Linked DNA regions of Mus musculus: region 2 is linked to region 1. The links are chromatin loops, found by intact Hi-C in ENCODE. Cell type or tissue: heart. All regions are shown on one strand.

Region 1 (5,000 bases):
CTGAGGGTTTATATTAGTTACGATGGGAACAAAAGAACCTGTCCTTCCCTTGGCTGCATAGCAAGGAGAGAGAGCTACTTGGCAAATTGCTGCCAACAACACTTCCATAGCTGGTGAGTTTATTATGACACTGTGGGAAGACACAAATGTATTCATCTATGTTCCCAACACAGTGAAATCGTGACATATGGCTGCAGGATTGAAGTGTGCCTCCTCTCCAGCCTCCTTCATTCACTCTGCATCCATCATCCCTCAGGGATGTACATCTGTGTGTGTACATCCATGGTGCTGGTCCCCATGCACAGACCCCTGTCTGTCTGCCAGGATATCCAAGCCATTCCGGCCCCTAGCTGTCCTCGCAAGGTTGGCAGCTGTTTTGCTCACCTCACACAAATTCCTGGGCTCATGGCTGTGCACCACAGCAGTCCTCAGTCTTCTCAACACCCGGTCACTTGCACCAGAGCTCCTAGTGGCCAGAGGTGTGGCATCTCAGCTCTCTGTGTTCTGTCTATCAGTGTCTAGGAGTGATGTGTTTATAAAAAGACAGAGAGGAGGAATGTTTTGTGGATGTGTAGTCAGGTGTGGGGGAGGGGGTGCCATGCTAAGGTATCCCTTCTCCCTGAGGGACCAGCCACACGACCACAGTGTAGTATAGAATAGAGTTTATTGAGGGTATAGGGAGGGGAGTTAAGAGGGTGGTAGAGGCAGAGAAAGGGGGAGGGAGAGAGAGAGAAGTAGAGGAGTAGAGGCTGGCCATGAGCACTGGCGGCAGGGGGAAGGGGGAGAAAGTGGGAGCAGGAAGGCAAGATCAAGATGGGGGACATGCAGCCCCTTTTACCTTGAGTCAGGCACACCTGGCTGTTGCCAGGTAACTGTGGGGCGGAGCTTAGACAAAATGCTAACAGGGAGCTCCCGAGTTTGTGGAACCCAGGCCACAATGGCAGGTGGAGGGCCCTGGGCAAGACTTTTTGTTCCTTCTGTTTCTTCCCCCAACAAAAAGCACAAAAGCACCATTGTATTTTATCCAGTTCAACAACCACTCCGTGAGGGAATCTGTTTACAGGTCATTGCCCTAGGCTCTGGCTTGCCTGGGGTATAAGATACTCTTCCAGCTGAGAACCTCATTGCAATTTGCAGTGGTGCCTAGTTCCCTGTAGAGAGAGGCTGAGGTATGCTCAAGGGACACTCAGAGAGATGAAGGGCGGTGAAAGACTCCGAGAGCTCCAGGAAGCCTCAGCTCAGAGGCCACCTTCCTGCGGATTACCTCCGAGCTCTTTGGTAGACCCAGGGCTGATTAACAGCAGTAGCAGGCTTTTAGTTTCCTATGCGCCATATAAAGAGACCGACTCCAGGCTCACCCTCTGTGCGCAGTGAGAGCTTGGCACCCTGTAGGTCTCCATCTCCTCTTCTGAGAGAACACAGTAGGCACTCTGCTTTTGCCTGTGAAATGACTAGGAGCTGCTATTCTTGCAGGGTCTTTGTGATCAGGGAGGACTTGAAGAGCTAGGATCATGGAGGTGACACTGGGAAAGCAAGTGGTAAAGACACCAGCCTGTGGAGGTGTCCCTCACTCTGGGTCCTCTGTGGGACATCTAAGCAGCAGCCCACACCCACCCCAGAATTCTAGTTTTGCACGAAGACTCTTCTTTAGGACCAAGCCCCCTTACCCAGGGCTTCCACCACAGTGTCCGGATATTTGTGTGGGCTTGAAGGGAGATGTGGTCACCTCACAGTCCTTTCTCTCCCTCTCCCTGTAGGTCTGCCGCTGAACCTGTTGTTTGTAGTCCTGAGTGAGCTCTAGAACCATCAGGGGAGCTGTTTAGAAGTACCGGGCTTTATGTAATTGGCCAGAATGCAGGGGTCAGAGGCAGCCTCATTTCTCCAGCTTCTCTGATGATAGTTGCAGCCCTGTCTGTAACAGAACTTCCTGCCCCCCCCCCCCCCCCCACCTCCCGCTGCAGCCAGCATTCTGCTTGCTTTGATCTGCTCCAAGCCGGCCCGCACCAGCCTTTCTTTCGGGCGGGGCTCCTGCGCTTCTCCCTGTCCCTCCGCTCTTTGGTGTCTCACGTCTCTGAGCCCTCTCAGTACTGACTTTATACACGTCCCAGCAGACTGCTGCCGTGTGAATTACAGAGAGCAGAGCCATAGAGACTGCGCCTGGGAAACAAATTAAAACACTCAATCATTCAGCCAAGACAGGGAACAGGGGTAGAAAGACACTCAGCCCCTAGAGAGGGGCCAGGGAGGGATCCGGAGAAGGGAAGAAGTGGCTGGATCACAAGATGATATTTATGAAAAAAAGTCGCTGAGGCAGACTGAGGAGGAAGAGGAGGAATAAAGGGCGCACAGTAGGGGGCATCTGACAAAGGGTCCTAGTGATGGTTACTATGGATTGTCAATCGATAGGATCTAGAATCACCCCGGAGACAAATCTCTGGGCACCCGTATGAGGGAGTTTCTAGATCAGGTTAATTAACAGCCAGGCTGAAATGAAGGGAGAAAGCAGGCCCTTCTCTGCTTCCTGACTGTGGACACAAAGTAACCAGCTGCTTCGGCACCTGGGACTAAACCTTCCCTGCCAAGATGGACTTCATCCCTTAGAATTCAGTGAAAGTAACCCCTCTCACTTCAGAGGAGGTCTCACCATATAGCCCTGGCTGATCTGGAACTCACTATATAGGCCAGCCAGACCTCAAATCCAGAGAGCTACCTGCTTCTCCCTCTTAAATTCTGGGATTAAAGGCGTTTGCCGCCACGCCCTGAAGACTCTCCTTTTTATGTAGCTATTGTCAGGGAGTTGGTTGAAGGGATGAGGCAGATAACAATACAGTCCAATCTGATGAGGACCACCTCTGAGGAGGGGTAGGACAGAAGACACCTAGCAAGGAAGGTCCAGTATGCCCACTGTTTGTGCCAACTGGGTATGTGTGATATTAGCCAGATAGCAGTGGAGTGTTGGGTCCTGGGGAGATGGCTCAGCAACCAAAGTGCTGTGTGAATGTGAAGCTTGGAGTTCAGACTCCCAGACCGCATGCAAATGTTGAGTGGGTGGGACAGCTGCCTGTAACTCCAACCTCAGAAACTTAGGATGAGATTCTCTCAAGCAAATTGGCTAGTGAGAATGGTCTAAGAGTCACCCCACAAACCACATGAACACCGATCTCATTCAGACAGGGACAGTGTTGTGATCATAAAAAGAGAAAGGGCTATTACGATATGTTCTGGCGAGGTGTGGGGGGATGGGGTGCCTCAGTGGGCCCATACCAAGGCATTTCTTCCCCCTGAGAGACCAGACCCACACTGGTATAGTATAGAATAGAGTTTATTCAGGGCATGGGGAGGGGAGTTAAGAGGGTAGCAGAGGTGGAGAAAGGCAGGGGGAGGCGGCCATGTGGAGAGAGGGGGGAAGGGAATGTGGAGAGAGGGGGAGCAAGGGGACAAGAGGCAAGGGAGAGAAGCAGGAGTAAGAGAGGAGGGGACAAGCAGCCCCTTTTATAGGCCAGGCCTACCTGGCTGTTGCCAAGTAACAGTGGGGTGGGGCATACCTGGCTGTTGCCAGGTATCTGTCGGGGTGGAGTCCATACAACACCAGCAGATGGTGTATTGAATGCACACCCTAAGATTGATCTATTAGGGCTGTAGCTCAGATCTCGGGGGCTGAGGCTATGACTCTAAACATTTTTTCTATGTCAGTTTATAAAGGTTAAAACCACAAAACCACAATGAGCTCATACCCAGGTGCTGGAACGAGTGCTGCCTGACTCAAGTATTTTAGGCATAACAGTTCATGTTGACCTTTAATTTGATGGGCCCTACATGAAGCTTATAGTTGTGGAATTTCTTAATATTAACAAACTTCATAATATACATAACATAACAGGGTATGGGGTCACATGACCCTGCTCTGAGTCAAGTTATTCTTCTGCATCAGTGACTGGCAACAGTATGAAATAGCTGGCAGTTATGGGACAAAATGGCTGCAGCCATGCTAGGGGGTTTCAGCAAGACTCGCCATATTGGTGAGCTCTGGGTTTGACTGTCAGAAATGTTACCTTCCTGGCTGTAGCTCTTTGGGGCCTGACTGCCCAGTGTTCCTTCCCTGAAGAGCTAGACTCTTGCCCTCCACCCCCTACCTCCTACCCCTGGACCTCCCATCTATAGTCAAGGGCTCCTCAGGGCTCACCAATCAAATTTTCATTTCTTTTTCTATTTTTCCTTTTTCTTTGTTTTTTTTGTTTTTCCCTTTTTCTTTTCTTTTCTTTTCTTTTTCTTCTTTCTCTCTTTCTCTTTTTCTCTCTCTCTCTCTCTTTCTTTCTCTCTCTCTTTCTTTCTTTCTTTCTTTCTTTTTTTTTTTTTTAAGACAGAGTTTCTTTGCATAGCCCAGACTGTCCTGGTACTCGATCTATAGACCAGGCTAAGCTCGAACTCACAGAGATCATTCTGCTTTTGCCTCCTAAGTGCTGGGATTAAAGGAGCGTGCACCACCACCCAGCTCAACTTTACTTTTATACAGCGCTAAGTGGTACCCCATGAGCACCCCCAGCTCTGAGCAGAGGACTGGGACCGGAGCACAAAGATTCAACATCTTATCTGGTGAGCCAAGTGCACCTGCTGGGGGTTCAATGCATGTACTCGATGTCTTAGTTACTTTCCTGTTTCAGTGAGAAAATACCATGACCAAAAGAAAGCATTTACTTGGGCCTATGGTTTTGACGGGTTAGAGTCCATAAAGGTAGAGCGATGGCATGGTGGCAGGAACAGCTGAGAGCTCAGGTCTCACAAGCAGGAGCTGGAGAGAGCTAACAACACCAAGAATGGCTAGAGGCTTTGGAAGCCTCAAAGCCAGCCCCCAGTGACATACTTCCTCCAGCAAGGCCACACTTCTTAGTCTTCTCCAAACAGCCACCAAAACTAGAGACTAAGTATTCAAACCTATGAGCCTAGAGCCTTAGAGTAAGTACCTGGAAACTACCTGGGAGCTGCCACGAAGAAAATCAGCT
Region 2 (5,000 bases), 370 kb after region 1:
ATTTGTCCTTGCTTTTATGCAAGTAGCCTTTGACCCTACCATACCTGTGCTCTTCTGGAAGGACATTTACATAGTGCATGTGCACACTGCTCGTCTGCGAGGTCCTGTTGCGAGTGCTTGGCCATTTGCTGCAGGGTGCTGTGATGTGGGTTTCTGGAGGTGCAGTTTATGAAGGTTTATCTGTGCTCTGTAGGTTCTCCAGGTTCAGGCAATGTAAACTACAAAAGAATAGCTTTGCTGGCTTGTTTCACATACTGGCCTTGGACCAGTGGTTAGCTAAATAACAGTTCTGGTAGGTTATGACAGTGATGGTCCTGGTGTTGAGTTGGTTAGGGAGGCCCAGGACCTTCTGTCTTCCCTTTCCTGGAAAGTATATCCTCTTGTTTGTCCATCTCTATCAGTTACTTTCTCTGCTCTCTACCATTGCCAAAACCTGTGGCAGAAGCAACAGGCAGTTTCAGAAGGTTCAGGCTGTGGGTCCTGACAGTTTCTGGGCCTGCAGTGAAGCATCTGTCATGGTGCTTGTGTATGTGGTAGCAGATTCTTCATCGAGTGTGAGAGGAACCTGCTGAGAATGGCTGCTGTTCTGTGCAGTTTCAGAGGAGGAGCTGAGCACAGACCTCTGTCTTGTGCAGGGACATCTGAGCTGCCTGTCCTATGAGTAGGCACCTACCTTCCTACATAGACAGCAGAGGACCTGTTAGGTCTTCCCCGGGGAGAAGACACCTCAGGGAGCTTTGTCTCTTTCTTTTTGTTTCTCTCCCTCTTCCTCCTGGGCTGCAGTGCCTGGGGGATGAGGCTGCTATTGGATGCCAGTATTATCTAGAAGTACACTGTTAGTACCCACGCAGAGGACATTAGCCATGTCTGTCTGTCTGCTCTATGTGGACTTTCTTAGCAGAGTGAGTGAGCCATGTGTATTAATTACAGTGGACTTTAGGGCTGAGGATGTGGTTCAGGGAGTGGAGATCTGGCCTAGCACACACACAAGACCCTGGGTCCCTCCTGAGTACAGGTGGGGCCTGGTCTACAGTGCCTGGTTCCTCAGTACTCTTGTCTGGTTGCTTATGCAGAGGCCCTTTCCAGCCACGTGTTGTAAACAAGCCCTGGGATTTCACCATGCAGAGCAGCACCAGCAGGAGTGGTAGCCTGCTGTTCCACTCTCAATGCTACCCAGCCTGCTCATGAAGGCTCCTGTGGTTAAAATCTTTGCTTTCCACCTGTGGTGACTGGTAGGGAGTGGAGTGACTGTTTCTTTGGTGACTTCCAGAGGGACCTGAATGGGGAGGCTAGGTGAGGCTCCTGAGTTACCCAGAATAGGCTCCCAGCCTGGACACAGGCCCGCTGGACCTCTGCTTTGCCTGCGGGAGAGTTCTGTGCCCTGTCACTTCCCTTCCTTGGTGGCAAAACCACTTTTAATGAGAAGTATTAGGAACTTTCTGTGTATGGGCAGTGTGCCGTCACAGGCCAGGAGGAAGGTCAGGCTGCCAACAGTGGTTCTCTCCTCTCAGTGACATGTGGAGATCAAGCCTTCTAGACACAGAACACACACAGTAGAAGAGGCAGTGCTGTGTGAGGTCCTTGGGTGCAGAAGCAAGGTATCTGAAGATGGCAGAAAAATCCCAGCCTGGAATTCCCCTTCCCAGAGTTAGTTATCCCAGGTTTACCTGGTTCTAGGTGAAGCTGAGCTGGGCAGGGGATTCCAAGAATCTCATTATACCAGGCCCATGAAGGGGAGCCAGTTTATTCTGGGTTCATAGAACCGGGGAGATCATGATCACTGGTAGGGTGAGCTTGTTCTTCCCTCCTGGTCTGCCTGCTGCAGGAGCCTGCCCCTCTCTTGGCAGCTCCTAGGTCTGGTGCAGCTACTGATGGAGCCAGAGGCCTCCTTTCTAGAATGTTCCTTCAGGCATTTGTTTAATAACTGTCTCCCCACCCCCGTGGTAGAGTTTGTGCTTTGCCTGGGAGCCCAGAAGCAGGCAGGGACAGTTTGACCCAGCGCTGTGCGGCCGGGGGTAGGTGTAGGGGGCTCTGACTGCTGTGTGTGCGGCTGGATGTCGTCTGCCTTTTCTGTGGGCGTGTCTCTAAGCTGGAAGGACTCCACAGGGACCTTGGTGACTGAATGCTGCCTGTCCTCCTTTCTTTTGCTAAGTTAGATATTGTGTTAGGTAGGGCGAGGAAGACAGTTGGCGGGAAGTTAATGTTTAATTAGGACTCTGGCTCCCAGTGCCCAGTGCCATCCAGACTGGCCTGGGTAGGCGGAGTGTTAAAGGGCTGGTGCCTGCCCCACCAGACATCCACAGTAGCACCCTATCCCAGGGCACCACCAGCATGTCTTGGTTGTCGCTGTGGCTTCTTCCAGTTTGGCTTGTTCTGCCCCATGTGTCCAATGCATGTGCCTTCCCACAGGATTTGAAGACAGTGCACACACCCGAGATGGAAAGTGCTTTCAATTTTTACATTGATTTTTATTTTAACTATGCTGGGCTAAATGCATTAGAATTCACTCTCCATGTTTCTTCTCGCCTGTTTTTTAATGGCCTCCAGAAATCTTAAAAGTCATGCATGTAGTTGACACGAGACTTCCTTTGTCACCATGGGCCTGATTGTTTTGAATAAACAAGCTGTTTTGCTGCCATGTCTTGGACCTGAGAGTGTGGGCACTTGACACCTTTGGTTCTCTTAGTGACCTCTGTGATAGGAACGGCTGGTAAGGTGGGCAAAGTAGAGCATGCACTGCCACCTAGTGGCAAATAAATATAGTATTAAATGTGTAAAAGAATTACCTTTTAATTAAAAAGCATTTAAAAAGTTACTTGAGTGTTGTGTTTTTGGTTTTTGTTTTTGTTTTTGTTTTTTGAGACAAGGTTACCATATATACTCCTGGATATTCTGGAATTTGCTTTGCATCCTTGGGTGGCCTTGAACTATGTTAGACCTCGTGCCTCAGCCTCCAAAATGCTGGGATGACAGCATGTGTGGCCACACACAGCCTAAATTTCTTTCTATACATTTTCAGCAAATCCAGCGTTTTTCTGTAATGCATTGATTATTGTAGAAAGACTGGAGAAGAGTTTCATAGCCCTTGCCCCGTCTCTGAGTGGTATGCCGTCCTGTACAGCCTTTGGGAAGGGAGCTTCCAGGAAGGTGTGGGCCCTGAGCCAGACTCCCAGGCTCTCTGCCTGGCCTCAGCCATACCTCCTGGGAGGGAAGACCCAAGGGCTATTGTTCTCGGTCACTATCAGTGCTGCCAGCATGGGAGTGGGGGGGGGGGTTCTGTTCTGGCCCCAGGGACTTCAGCTGGGACACCCCGTGTTTTTGCTGTTGTTGAACGTCCCAGGTTTTACTGCTACCTGTTGCATATCGATACAGTGATTCAAGACTACTGGATGCTCTTGCAGACTTGAGTGAGTGGCTGTCTTCTATAGTTGTATTTCCAGGAAGTGGTCCACAGACCAGGCTTGCTCTGTCTTCCTATTTGTGCTGGTTCCTTCCAATATGGAGTCTGCCTGTGTTTTCGCGAGTGTGGGTTGTCACAGGTGATGGATGAGAGCTGCGCAAACTCACAGGCAGCACTTGCTCAGAGCTGACTGTCCTACAACCACCAGTGTGTGTTCTTTCCTACTCCCTATTGGGAGTACCCAGCGAATGTTAGTACATTGCAGTGGTACCTGCCTGCTGGTCACCAGGCCTGGTACCTACCTGGGTGGTCCCAGCCACTCAAGCACCTGCTTTCTTACCCTTCCAGGTCTGGCTGTAGGTCTGGGAATTGGGGCGTTGGCTGAAGTTGCCAAGAAGAGTCTGCGTTCTGAGAACTCCACAGGTGAGCAGGGCCCTGTGTACAAAGGGTGGATGATTATGTGAGGTCATCATTGTCATTGTCCGGACCACCCCATGCCCTCCCAGAGCTTCCTCAGGCAGGAGTCCTCCGAAATGTAGTTCCTGTGGATGTAGTTCCTGCGGTTGAGTGATTGGTAGACTGACTTGCTTAGAGAGTTGGAGGATTGGAGAATTGGCGATGGCTCCCGCCTTCAGCCCCAGCTGACCCCCTCCCCCCAGCCCCTCTGGCTCCCTTAGCATGCCCACACTCTTGTTACCACCAGCATGTGCACCTCCATACTTGCTTGCTTGCCCACCATTCGTTCCTGCTCTCCTCTCCTGCCCTGCTCCCGAGGACCTATGAATTGTGATCTGCCGAGGTCAAATGCAAAGCTCCTTTGTCCCCGTGGGTAGGGATATAGGTATGGGGACAGACGTATTGTATCATTCCTTCATTGAACATGGCTCAGAGAGGCTGGGGCCATTCCAGAGACAAAGACCAGACCACCTCTGTTCTCTGCCGCCCAGGATCTGGCCCATCAGCCTTGCCTGGAACACAAGTTCAGTGACCACTTGTGGCTGTACAATCTAGAGAATGTTCTGCATTCAGTCCCCACCAAACCCGAGGGGTTTCCTGATGCTCGGATTCTGGCTGGGGAAGGAGCCGTGTGAGCCCCTCTCTGAGGGTAGATGGCTGGGAGTTTACCCAGCAGAGCCATTAGGGGTTCCTAATCGGTGGATTTTCCAAGTGCATCTGAGGTTCTGGTCCCATACTCTCCTGAAGGTTCCTCACAGCTCTCACACCCATTCACAGGACCTCTTGGTACTCATGGTCTGAGGGGCCTGAGGGGGTGTACCAGCTCTCCAGACAGCACTTCACTCACGGGGTTCTCAGGCTCCAGTCCTAGGATGGACACCTTGTGTGTTCTTGGAAGGGACCAGAGAACAGGGGATTTAGCGTGGGTATTTTTAGTGCTGGTGCTTAAGTACTTTGGGATGTGAAACCCGTGGTTTTTTCTGGTTGAGAAGCTAGCTTTCCCAAGATCCAGCACCTCCTGCCAACCACTTTCCATCCTACCTCGTCTAAGAGGAGAGAGGTCAGCCTACCTTCAAGGGCATAGCTGGTGTCCTTTTTCAGGGACTCTAGAGACTAAGGCTTCGGTTCCTTTAGCCTTGCCAGT

What was found. Hi-C counts contacts between places; a loop is a spot of excess contacts. Peaks named below come from ENCODE experiments on the same cell type or tissue, not always from the same donor. Only the 100,000 strongest peaks of a DNase experiment are listed, where the experiment ranks them.
Region 2: a loop joins it to region 1, with 4 times the contacts of the local background. A loop is called at or near these places in 4 of 42 quality-filtered maps.

Annotation. Positions count from the first base shown.
Region 1 is chr1:180,545,049-180,550,048 of GRCm38, reverse strand. All of the region lies in intron 3 of Gm31986 (a long non-coding RNA gene), which reads left to right. Among named protein-coding and RNA genes, the nearest start is that of Parp1, 21 kb to the left of the region's middle. In heart, no CTCF peak of the experiment used is centred here; a DNase peak (open chromatin) is centred at 1,998; H3K4me3 peaks cover 761 bases; H3K27ac peaks cover 1,198 bases; H3K27me3 peaks cover 4,356 bases.
Region 2 is chr1:180,173,074-180,178,073 of GRCm38, reverse strand. It overlaps Coq8a (coenzyme Q8A), which reads left to right. Exons shown (of 15, transcript NM_023341.3): 5 at 3,749-3,823. Among named protein-coding and RNA genes, the nearest start is that of Coq8a, 20 kb to the left of the region's middle. In heart, a CTCF peak has its summit at 2,752 (motif pointing left); a DNase peak (open chromatin) is centred at 2,203.